Linked DNA regions of Homo sapiens: all the other regions are linked to region 3. Evidence: chromatin contacts called from ENCODE Hi-C or POLR2A ChIA-PET data. All regions are on one chromosome and are shown on one strand. The core of a region is the stretch at or near the end of the contact, and the rest is flanking DNA. Distances in the headings are between cores, read along the strand shown. Region 1 holds the start of GOLGA1 (golgin A1). Region 2 holds the start of PDCL (phosducin like). Region 3 holds the start of DENND1A (DENN domain containing 1A).

What was found. A loop is a pair of places that touch in the nucleus more often than their neighbours do. ChIA-PET counts read pairs that join two places held with the same protein, here RNA polymerase II (POLR2A). Pooled maps may share reads with other maps.
Region 1: a map of CD8-positive, alpha-beta T cell shows a loop between it and region 3 (39-fold over the local background). The contact joins the promoter of GOLGA1 here to the promoter of DENND1A in region 3. A Hi-C loop is called at or near these places in 2 of 168 maps with a recorded cell type or tissue (CD8-positive, alpha-beta T cell and naive thymus-derived CD4-positive, alpha-beta T cell) and 5 of 50 pooled maps.
Region 2: a map of CD8-positive, alpha-beta T cell shows a loop between it and region 3 (9-fold over the local background). The contact joins the promoter of PDCL here to the promoter of DENND1A in region 3. A Hi-C loop is called at or near these places in 2 of 168 maps with a recorded cell type or tissue (CD8-positive, alpha-beta T cell and naive thymus-derived CD4-positive, alpha-beta T cell), 1 of 37 single-sample maps with no recorded cell type and 9 of 50 pooled maps. POLR2A ChIA-PET finds 5 or more read pairs at or near these places in 1 of 52 experiments (H1).

The regions. Positions count from the first base shown.
Region 1 is chr9:124,939,432-124,942,676 of GRCh38, forward strand. It overlaps GOLGA1 (golgin A1), which reads right to left and starts at 1,652. Exons shown (of 23, transcript NM_002077.4): 1 at 1,540-1,652; 2 at 675-724. SCAI (suppressor of cancer cell invasion) reads right to left here. Exons shown (of 18, transcript NM_001144877.3): 18 at 3,177-3,245. RefSeq lists enhancers at 1,244-1,744, 1,745-2,245 and silencers at 1,327-1,696, 2,027-2,086.
Region 2 is chr9:122,826,953-122,830,590 of GRCh38, forward strand. PDCL (phosducin like) reads right to left here and starts at 1,636. Exons shown (of 4, transcript NM_005388.5): 1 at 1,519-1,636. RefSeq lists an enhancer at 1,538-1,832.
Region 3 is chr9:123,928,256-123,931,790 of GRCh38, forward strand. DENND1A (DENN domain containing 1A) reads right to left here and starts at 1,871. Exons shown (of 24, transcript NM_001352964.2): 1 at 1,634-1,871. The coding sequence starts at 1,650. RefSeq lists enhancers at 728-807, 743-1,428, 1,058-1,257 and a silencer at 1,608-2,097.

The DNA.
Region 1 (3,245 bases), core at 402-2,901, 1.0 Mb after region 3:
GAAGACACACCAGACAACTCTATTATATAAGTATCTGATATCCTTGAACATTTTCTAGAGACGCTGTGTGGTTTTGAGTTTGATAAAATTACCTCCAATGAGTTTATTTTCTTTCTTTCTTTTTTTTTTTTTTTTTTTTTTTTTTTTTGAGATGGAGTTTCGCTCTTGTTGCCTAAGCTGGAATGCAATGGCACTATCTCGGCTCACCGCAACCTCCACCTCCTGGGTTCAAGCGATTCTCCTGCCTCAGCCTCCCGAGTAGCTGGGATTACAGGAATGCGCCACTATGCCCGGCTTATTTTATATTTTTAGTAGAGACGAGGTTTCTCCGTGTTGGTCAGGCTGGTCTCAAACTCTTGACCTCAGATGATCCACCTGCATTGGCCTCCCAAAGTGCTGGGATTACAGGCATAAGCCACTGCGCCCGGCCTCACAGTTTCTTTTCTTAAGAATGTTTGACATGATATTCAAAGTAAGATTCAAAAACCTTTTCCTCCTAATGGTGTATAAAACACTAATATTCTGGTTCCAACCTTAACTTTCCATGTTTTGTGGAGGATACCTAAGCTCTGCTCTGAGATACACAAATGCCATCTTACCACTTCAGATCCTCCATTAAGGCTGTACAATTCTTCAGAAACTTTACTTTCAATGTGTGTAAACCACTTACTCACCTGGCTTATCTACTAGATTTAAAACAGCTTGGAGGTCAAAGCATTCTGTCCTGCATGAAGACAAAGATAAAATGCATTGGGTATTTCTTTTCAAGTGTATGGCCAAAATGTTGGGTGGGGATAGGGGGAAGAAGTGAAGGAAGAGGAGGGGCAGAAGAAGGATTAAAGGGGGTAAGAAAACCTGTCACAACTCTCAATGGGATACCCTCCCTAACCCTGATCTCCTATGAAATTGTTTTTTGCCTAAGAGCTTCACTTACAAGCGCATAGAACAGAATTGATCACCGCAGCGGGTGCCTAAATTCACTTCTCCCTGGGAGCCCTGAGCAAAACAATTTGAATGAGGTTAAGTTTTCCTGGAGCCAGTATTTATTTCTCAGTTGATTACTACACTCACATACTGTTTACCCGGCCAGACCCTGGGCGTCTGGTCACGGATGTGCACTGACAAAAAGCAAGGCAAAATTGGGTAAAGACAGATGTCTAACCCCCAGGGAGGCAGGCAGGTGCCTGCCACGGCAGTTTGGATCTCACTCCCTCAGGCTACCTCCAGCCCCGCCCGTGCTTTGGACTGTCAAAGAAAGGAAGGATCCAACATCTCTCCCATTTGACAGCAAGGAAACTGAGCCCTAGAGAGGAGGAGCGACTTGTCCAAGGTCGCGCAGGGAGGAATCCCGGAACCCTAGGCTCCAGACTCCCAGGCCGGGGCAGCCCGCCTCCGCCCCCACTCTCACCCTTTCAGCACCCCGGTGCCGCCCCCCGCCTTGGGGCTCGGGCAACCCTGACCGGGCCGCTGTGGGGACAGACCGAGGCCACTGGGAGAATAAGGGGCCTGCTCGCATTCCCGGAGTCCTGGCCCGCGCACCTGCCTCTCTCTGGGAAGCCAGCAAAGCCCCGCCTCCCGGGCCTCTCGTGAGCCCCGGCCCGCGTCACCAACCCCCACCGCCCAGCCGGCGAGCCGAGCAGCGACCCGGAACCGCACGTCTCCCAGCGCGCCGGAAGTGACTGCGCGGTGGGGGGAGGGGGTTGGTCCGACGCGCGCATGCGCCCGTGCGCGGCCTTGGCGGCTACTGTTACCACCTCTGAGCGGCGACTGGGCCGGAACGGCTGGAGTTCTCGGGTGCCCAGCCGGGCGCTCCCTCAGCCCAGTTCGCCACGTCAGCGAGCGGCCAGAGCCACAGATGATGACTGAGTCTCCGAGGCCTCTCGGTCTTTTTCTATTTTAACAGGGGCGCGTGCAGAGCGTGGTAAGTGGGAGGGGCTTCGTGTCAAAAGTAAAAGAACCCAGTCGGTGCCACAGGCCCCGCTGTGCTGTGCTGGCTACAAACCCGGCCGGGGCTGCACTGCTTGGCCAGGCGCCCCCCCGCGCCGCCCGGTCCCGCCGCACCCTAGGCAGCTGCCTTGCCACCGTGTGACCCGGGAAGTCTGCGCCTCCAGCTTCACTCACAAGCCAGTAGCTCCAGAAACTAGTCCTGGGACCTTACACCTTGAGACCAGTTTTTAGACTTTGGCGCCTGTCACCTACTGTAGATGATGCGTTTTATATCGCAACCGAGTACATAACGTCCAGCAGAACCACGTTCTTACTATGTAATGCACTTAAAAACGCTGGTGGCAGCTCACTATATTGGATTAGCTTCACCATCCGCTGCTGGGCCGTCTCCTTTCTGCTTAGGAAGGAAGTTGAAAACATCAAAAGTGCACGGCGCGCGCTTCTGTGGTCCCAGCTACTCGGAAGACCGAGGTGGGAGGATCTCTTGAGACCAGGGCTTCCAGACCAGCCTGGGCACCGTGGCGAGACTCCGTCTCTTTAAATAAATAGCAATCATGCAGGCAGTAGGAAAATAAACAAAAGAGGAAAAACTATCTTGTTCCAAGTCACAGTCCAGGCCGGGCGCGGTGGCTCACTCCTGTAATCCCCACACTTTGAGAAGCCGAGGCGGGTGGTTCACCCGAGGTCAGGAGTTCAGACCAGCCTAACATAGCGAAACCTCGTCTCTACTAAAAATACAAAATTAGCCGGGCATGGTGGCCCATGCCTGTAATCCCAATTACTTGGGAGGCTGAGGCAGGATAATCGCTTGAACCCGGGAGGTGTAGGTTGCAGTGAGTCAAGATCGCGCCATTGCACTCCAGCCTGGGCAACAAGAGCGAAACTCTATCTCAAACAAAAAGTCACGGTCCAAATCAGTACCCTAAGTCAGGTCCCTGAACTCGTCAATGCCAAGCCAGCCATTCCACCTTAAGGAACTCTGGTTCCATCCCCAGACTCAACACAAGCCCAAGAATAAGCAGATTCCACCCAATTCTTCAACAGTCCCTTCCCTCGCGTGTTCCAGTTCTGACCTGCAGGAGCAGGGCAGGGAAAAAACCAAAACCAGGATTCAAACATTGACAAACTAACAAGAAGCATCAACCCCAAGATAGTTCAAAGCCTCTGAGATATTTGAATGAAGCAAACCCTAACAGTTCAGCTGTCAATACCGAAAAAGTACCAAAAACTTTAAGCAAATAATGTTTATTTTTATATTGATGATACACTTAATATATATGTGGATTCAAGGTACAAAA
Region 2 (3,638 bases), core at 386-2,885, 1.1 Mb before region 3:
TGTGTTAGGGCTTATCACACTCTTTAACAGAAGGTAAAACTGAAGCTCAGATAAAGGAAGAGTCTTCACCAAGCTTAACAGCGAATGACGGAGCTGGGACCAGACCCCAGGGATTCCTGACTCCAAGAGCCTGAGGTATAAATTACTCTAGTCTGAGTTAAGTGTACAAGCCACCTGCACTGGCTTGGAGGAATCTACTGACTAGTGGTTTTATCTGTGCTTTTAGTTTTCCCACCAGCTAAGACTGCTGCCTAATTGAAAAATTGTTTAAGTATCCTCAGGAAAAACCCCAAAAAGAGGCATCAAGAGTACAATGCTGAGTCACTATTTGTCTAGGCAATCACTCTCTGTCACCAGCCTTCAACTTCCCAGACAACACCCTGAGGGCTTGGATGGATGGTCTCTGAAACGCTACCTATTCTGACAGTTTAAAAGAAGGGCCCATACAAAGATTTTAATAACTCCCAAGGGTTTAAAGGACTATGATGGCCGGGCTCGCGCAGGTAATCCCAGCACTTAGGGAGGCCGAGGAGGGAGGATCACTTGAGACCAGGTATTCGAGACCAGCCTGGCTAACATGGCGAAACTCTTGTCTCTACTAGTAAAAGCAAACAAACAAACAAACAAAAATTAGCCAGGTGTGGTGGCGGGTGTCTGTTTTCCCAGCTACTCAGGAGGCTGAGGCACGAGAATCTCTTGAATCCGGGAGGCGGAGGTTGCAGTGAGCCAAGATCACGCCACTGCACTCCAGCCTGGGAGACAGAGCGAGACTCTGTTTCAAAAAAAAATAAAAACTAAAAATATAAAGGACCAGGCTTCTGCATCAGAAGTAGCCAAGGGCATTCTGATGAAAAGATGCAGCTTAGCCCCCAGAGGCCTGCTTGAGAATTCAGCAGGAATGCGGCTGCCTTAAAGACTTATCACCGGGCCTATCATACTCCATTTACAAAGTGACTCTCTCCCACCGGGCAAGGAGTTCTTGAACGTAGGGACCTCTAGTCACTACCTCTATCCCCAAAGCCCAGCACAATGCCGCTGCACAATTTGCTAAACTCGCAGCCTGGGTCAACGGGAGAATCGGAGGACTCCAGCAGTCAGATGCAAAGGAGACAGGGATCATGGAGAGACAGGTGGAGGTGCCAAGAAGGAACAAAACCAAACTTAAGGCCCAGGAATGGGCCAAGCGGGGGACACAGCAGCGGCGGAGGGGAGGGAAGGAGTTGCGCTCCTAAAGGAGGGACCGCTGCGGGGAGGAGACGAGGGCGGGCCCCCTGGAGACGCGAGCAGAGGAGGCGGGGCCCCCGGACGGGAAGCAGAGGGGTGTGTGGAGCTTTTGGGGGAAGGCTGGAAGGGCCCGGGGGAGGTGGGGCCAGAGGAGGAAAGGGGACGAGGAAGACGCGGAGAACTTGGGGGTCGAGACAGAGCGAAGAAGGGGCAGTTTTACCCAAGCTCGCCAACCCCACTCCCTCCCGTAGTCCGCAGCTGCTGCCGCTTCCCGGTGGACCCCAATGCAGTTACCTGCCCTAGCTCGCTCCGGATCCCTTTGGGCCAGCAGCTCCGGGCGCCGGAAGGAATGGAGCACTTTCTTAAGAGGAAGAGCAGTGGGTCAGCGCCCTGAGCGCTAAAGAGAAAAGCCGCCGAAGCCCGACAGCGCGGACCAATGAGGCGGCCTTCCTGCGTCGTGGCGGACGCGCATTGTCCAATCAGAAGCCGCTACTCCCAGCTGAGGGGCAGGGGAGAAGCTACGGGTCCTACCTTGGAACAAAACACCTCGACAACAACGCTCTCCTAATTGCTTTGTTTTGGTTTTAATCTGCACAACAAAAAAGTGAATTGTATGACCCAGCGTCAAGCAATAAGAAAAATGTATTCACAGGCCGGGCGCGGTGGCTCACGCCTGTAATGCCAGCACTTTAGGAGGCCGAGGCGGGCGGATCACTTAAGGTCATGAGTTCAAGACCAGCCTGGCCAACACGTTGAAAACCCGTCTCTACTAAAAATACAGAAATTAGCCGGGCCTGGTGGCCGACGCCTGTAATCCAAGCTACTCGGGAGGCTGAGGCAGGAGAATCGCTTAAACCCAGGAGGCAGAAGTTGAAGTGGGCCGAGATCGCGCCACTGCACCCCAGCCTGGGCGACAGAGCGAGACTGTCTCAAAAAAAAAGAAAGAAAGAAAAGAAAAATGTATTCACTTCCCTTCGAAGTTTCCGAAGCCATTCAAAGTGTGTTTTTTATTGGTTCTTCATCGCATCACGTCTATTAGACGGAAAAGTGACTCAGAGACGTTCGGTAATTTGCCCGAGAGCACAAATCCCTCAAGTACAGGGCATAGATTAAAATATATATATATATTTTTTTGACGGAGTTTCGCTCTTCTTGCCCAGGCTGGAGTGCAGTGACGCGATCTCGGCTCACTGCAACCTCCGCCTCCCGGGTTCAAGAGATTCTCCTGCCTCAGCCTCCAGAGTAGCTGGGATTACAGGCGTCCGCCAGCAGACCCGGCTAATTTTTTCTATTTTTAGTAGAGACGGGGTTTCACCATTTTAAAGAAGCGGCAGCCAGGAGTGGTGGCGCGCGCCTGTAGTCCCAGCTACGCAGGAGGCTGAGGCGGGAGGATCGCTCAGCCCAGGACTTGGAGGCCAGCCTGGGTGACAGAGCAGGAATGTAATGTGAAATCCGGAATTGGCTCCTGGTATAGAAAAAGGACATGGGGCCGGGTGCGGTGGTTCACTCCTGTAATCCCAGCACTTTGGGAGGCCGAGGCGGGCAGATCACCTGAGGTCAGGAGTTCGAGACCAGCCTGGCCAACATGGCGAAACCCCGTCTTTACTAAAAATACAAAAATTAGCCGGGCATGGTGGTGCACACTTGTAATCCCAGCTACTCGGAGGCTGAGGCAGGAGAATCGCTTGAACCCGGGAGGCGGAGGTTGCAGACAGCTGAGATCGCACCACTGCACTCCAGCTTGGGGGTCAAGACTGAGACTCCGTCTCAAAAAAGAAAAATAAAAAGGACATGAATGGGACAACTGACGAAATTTGAATAAGGCCTATTAATTCATATTAGTAGTATTGTATCAATAGTTTTAATAATTATACTATGTAAGATGTGAACTTTTGGAGATTCTATTAGATGAAGAATCTAGGGAAGCACTATCCTATTTTTGCAACTTTGTTTTCTTCTTCCAGGGTAAAGCCATACTATGATATTTTGCAACTTTTTTTTCTTTTTCCTCAGGCATACTTTGTCGTCTGTTTTTGCAACTTTTTTAAAACCTAAAATGATTTCAAATTCTGAGCCCTTGTTGAAGTATCCAATACACAACCGTGAAGTTGCTCATAGAAAGCTTTGGGTAAATTGAATCATAGAAAATATTCTAGAAAGATACACTGTTTAAAATAGGGCTCTTAATTTGGGGTAGGGGATCTTAATTTGTGGTTCTAGGACCACCTGAAATTGTCTGCAAATTTCTGTACCTGCCTGTTTTCAGAGAGGCTGTTTGCTGAGGCCCTCAGAGGAGTCAAAAAATACCACACACAAACACACACCCATTCAAGAATACTGTATTAATAAGTCCGTTTTCATACTGCTGTAAATAAATAACCCAGTGTCAGGCAGTTCATACTGCTATAAAGAAC
Region 3 (3,535 bases), core at 621-3,120:
TGGATTTTAATACTGGTTCTGACACTCACTGCTTCATGTCAGGCAAGTTTCTGAACTTTTCTGTAACAAGAAGGGTAAGTGTCCTCACGCATACTCTGCAACTCTAAGTTGGCTTCTGGAAAGTGTTTCTAAGTGCTATTGAAATCCAAGTTTACAACTCTTACTTGGAAGCAGGAGCTAAACTTGAGTGCCTCTTTAATCCCAATGTTTCACAAACGACATCTTTTTACCTCCCAAGCCTCTCAAGCTCTTGTTTGGAGCATGCTTCTAACTTTTTTCTCATTTCCACAAAAATAAAGATTTAACAGAGTGTTCATGCGACTCTTCCATTTTCATTACCATAAGCAAACTTTTCTAGTTTCATTCAGCAGATGTCTCAAGGCTGCTGCAGCGCATCTCATACATATTTTGTAAATGAGAAGCCTAACCACACGGGGGACTGCAAGGCTGGGCAAGGGTCACACTGCACGGGCATCACCTGGACATGAGATGCAATGTTTGAATAATTATTAGTTTCACCCTTAAGGCCCTTCTCCTTTCAAACTTCCCTAGTACAATTCTCAAAATGCTGAAATAAACACATTCCACAAACTTTCTTGTAAGAGGGTTTAAAGTGTCCTAGGAAAGTTGTTTTACAGAAAAGCCTATGCTGTCAACTTTGCTTTTTAATGCCCTTAAACAATTCTATTAGTCACAGAGGAAAAAGTGAACATTTGTTAGTAATTAGAGATAAAACATCTCCAGTTCTGGGGCAGAGGAAGGGAGAGGCCACAAGAGGACCTGGCTGGGAGGGGAGATAGAGTCGAAAGCCACACACCCAAATTGGACCGCTTAAGAGTTGCACTTTCCAAAGTCAACTTCTAAGTCTACAAGGACAGCAACAATGTTTCAGTGGATTCTGAAGTTACATGTATCAACAATTTCCCCGGAAAGCTAACCCTCCACCGGGAACTCCAGGTGAATGAATGAGTGAGGGAATTCGCCAGATTGAGTTACAAAGCCTTTCCAACGATTATCAAGAGCAGGTGCTCGGTTACAACACAGAGGTATCCTCCTTCACAGCCTTTGGACCTTGCTGCGTGGAGATTTTCACAGATAAGAGGGGGGAAATAGAGAGACAGGCCTTCCTCCCCGGCCATCCACACCTTAGGTGGCCACACCATGAGCGGCCCCTCCCTCTAAGAACCTCACGCGACTTCTGTGGGGGCCGCAGGCCTCAAGCGGCCAGGCTGCAACCTCTCCGGACCTGCCAACTTTCAGGGGCGCCCCAAACATGCCCAAACATGGGGAGGTGCTTCCGGGGCTTTCCCACTCCCCTTCCCCACAGTTGAAGGACCATTTTCAGGGGCTCTCCGTAAACCCGGGGAGGGGGCCGCCCTGTAATCTCAGCTGTTCCGACCCCCAGGTGAGGAGGGGACACCTGACCCCCGGCGCCCTGCCACCCCGCGCGCACCCCGCCCCCGCGCCTCCCTGGATCGCCATAGCAACCGTCCCCCTCCCCGCGTGCCGGCGTCACGCGGGGCGCCCCTCTGGTCTCGGCAACAAGTCCCCCGCGCGGCCCGCGGCCTGCAGCCCTGGCCCGGCCTCGCCGCCCCGCGCCCGGCCCGGCTCCGCCCGGCCCGGCCGCACTCACTTGATCCTGGAGCCCATGGTCCCCAGGCCTCCTCATGGGCCCGCGGGCCCCGCTCGGCGCTGCGCTGCCCGCCCGCCCGCGGCCGACCGGCCTCCCTCTGGCGCTCTCCCCGCCCCTTCCTCCCTTCCCTCAGGCTGGGGCCCGCCCGCTCGAGGCTCGCTCCCTCGCCGCCGCCGCCGCCTCCAGGGGTTAATGTACTCGCTCCAGCCCGGCGAACGCCATGGTCGCCGGCGCGCGTGCCCGGCGCGCGCCGCCCCCTCCGCCTCTCACCACCGCCCCTCCCGCCCGCGCTGCCGCCGCCGCTGCCCGCTGGGGCTGCTGGGAAGTGTAGTCCGCTCGCGGGGGCGGGGCCGTGGCCGGTGGGGGCGGGGCGGGAGCGCGGTCACCCGCACGTCTCCCAGGGCGCGGGCCCCGGAGGACTCTGGCGTTCCGTTGCAGGCCCTTACACATCTGCACCCCACTGCGCCCCGCTGGAAACCTCCACTCACAGCCGCCCTGAAGAGACCCTAATCCTCTCATGGAGACCCCAAGCCCTCCCGATGAAACCGCCACCAATCCTCCCATTGGAGGCCTCCCACCCAGCCTCTCTAACGGAGAGCTAATCCCCCGCCCAGGCCTCCATGAAAACACGTTTTCCCTTTAACATCCCGCACCTTCCAGTAAGTTCCGTGCAGAACCTCTTCTCCATCACACCGTCCACTTCCCCATCTGAAGGCCTTTCCTCTTCCTTTCCCCTTAGAGCTTGAAGGAGACCCCACATACCTACAGGAAAGCCACCTGGGGGCTTCGTGGACCCACGTGGTGGCTCAGCTCTGCCCTCCCGCTGAGGACCTCTGCCTCCCTTTATCAGCCGTTTTGGGAACTCCAACATCGAAGCCTCCTGTTAACACAACAGTCCCTGATAGAGATTAACTCAATGCAAATGAAAGGATTTGAGAGCCGAGATCACCAGCCTGCTACCTACCCCTGCTCCCCCTTGGGATTCACTTCCATGAACACCTCAATTTCATCCCCTCTAGGGCCAGAGGGATCATAAAGGAAGCAATAATCACAGCTACCATTAGCCACCCTTTAATGAGCGGGTGAGTGCCCTTTCTGCATCAGACACAGTATTTCCGTACATCATTAGTGCCAATCCTCACAATAATCCTGTGTTCATCTCCCTAATTTACAAAGAGGAAACTGAGCCACATTCCCAAGGTCACATAACTAGCAACGAGTGAAGAAGCCAAGATTAGTGTCCAGACTGAATCATTCCAGACACCTGTGACATAGTCATGCTTTAAGGTGGCACCTTTGGCCACAAGTCCAAAGACATTTTTAATATTAGGCTTTTTTTCCTTTTTTTTTTTTTTTTTCCAATTTTCTGTCCCGAAATGCCATTCATCACTTCTGCCATTTTAGTTCTTATAAATGCATGGAGTGCCTCCCCACCCTACCCCCACCCCATAGCCTCTACGTAACTGGTCCTGCGTCCTAGCTCCCGGCCAGGATGGGAGGAAAGAAAGCCAGAAGATAAGTCGTAGAAGACTTCTTCTGTTGGAGTCACCTTCTGAATAAAGATAGTTTCTCCCTTTTGCCTCTGCCTTTAGGTTGTTGAAGTCAAAGGGTAAACTTTTTAAAATGAAAACCAAAAAAAAAGTGAAAATGTCCAAACTGTCATTTTGAATTTAAAGTCTTATGCACCCAGACACCAATACCGACTTGTAAACACCCCCAGGAGCAAAGCTCTGCTAGACAGGCAGGAGCTCTGTGGTGTTTATTCACCTATGAAACTTCTCCAAGGAACAGTTGCTATCAAGATCTTCCCTGGAATGGGAGCCAGTTCAAAAGCTCTGAGCAGGAGACTATAAATAAAACAAAGTTATTGGTGGAGGGCAAAGCTGGCTGCTTTTCAAAGGA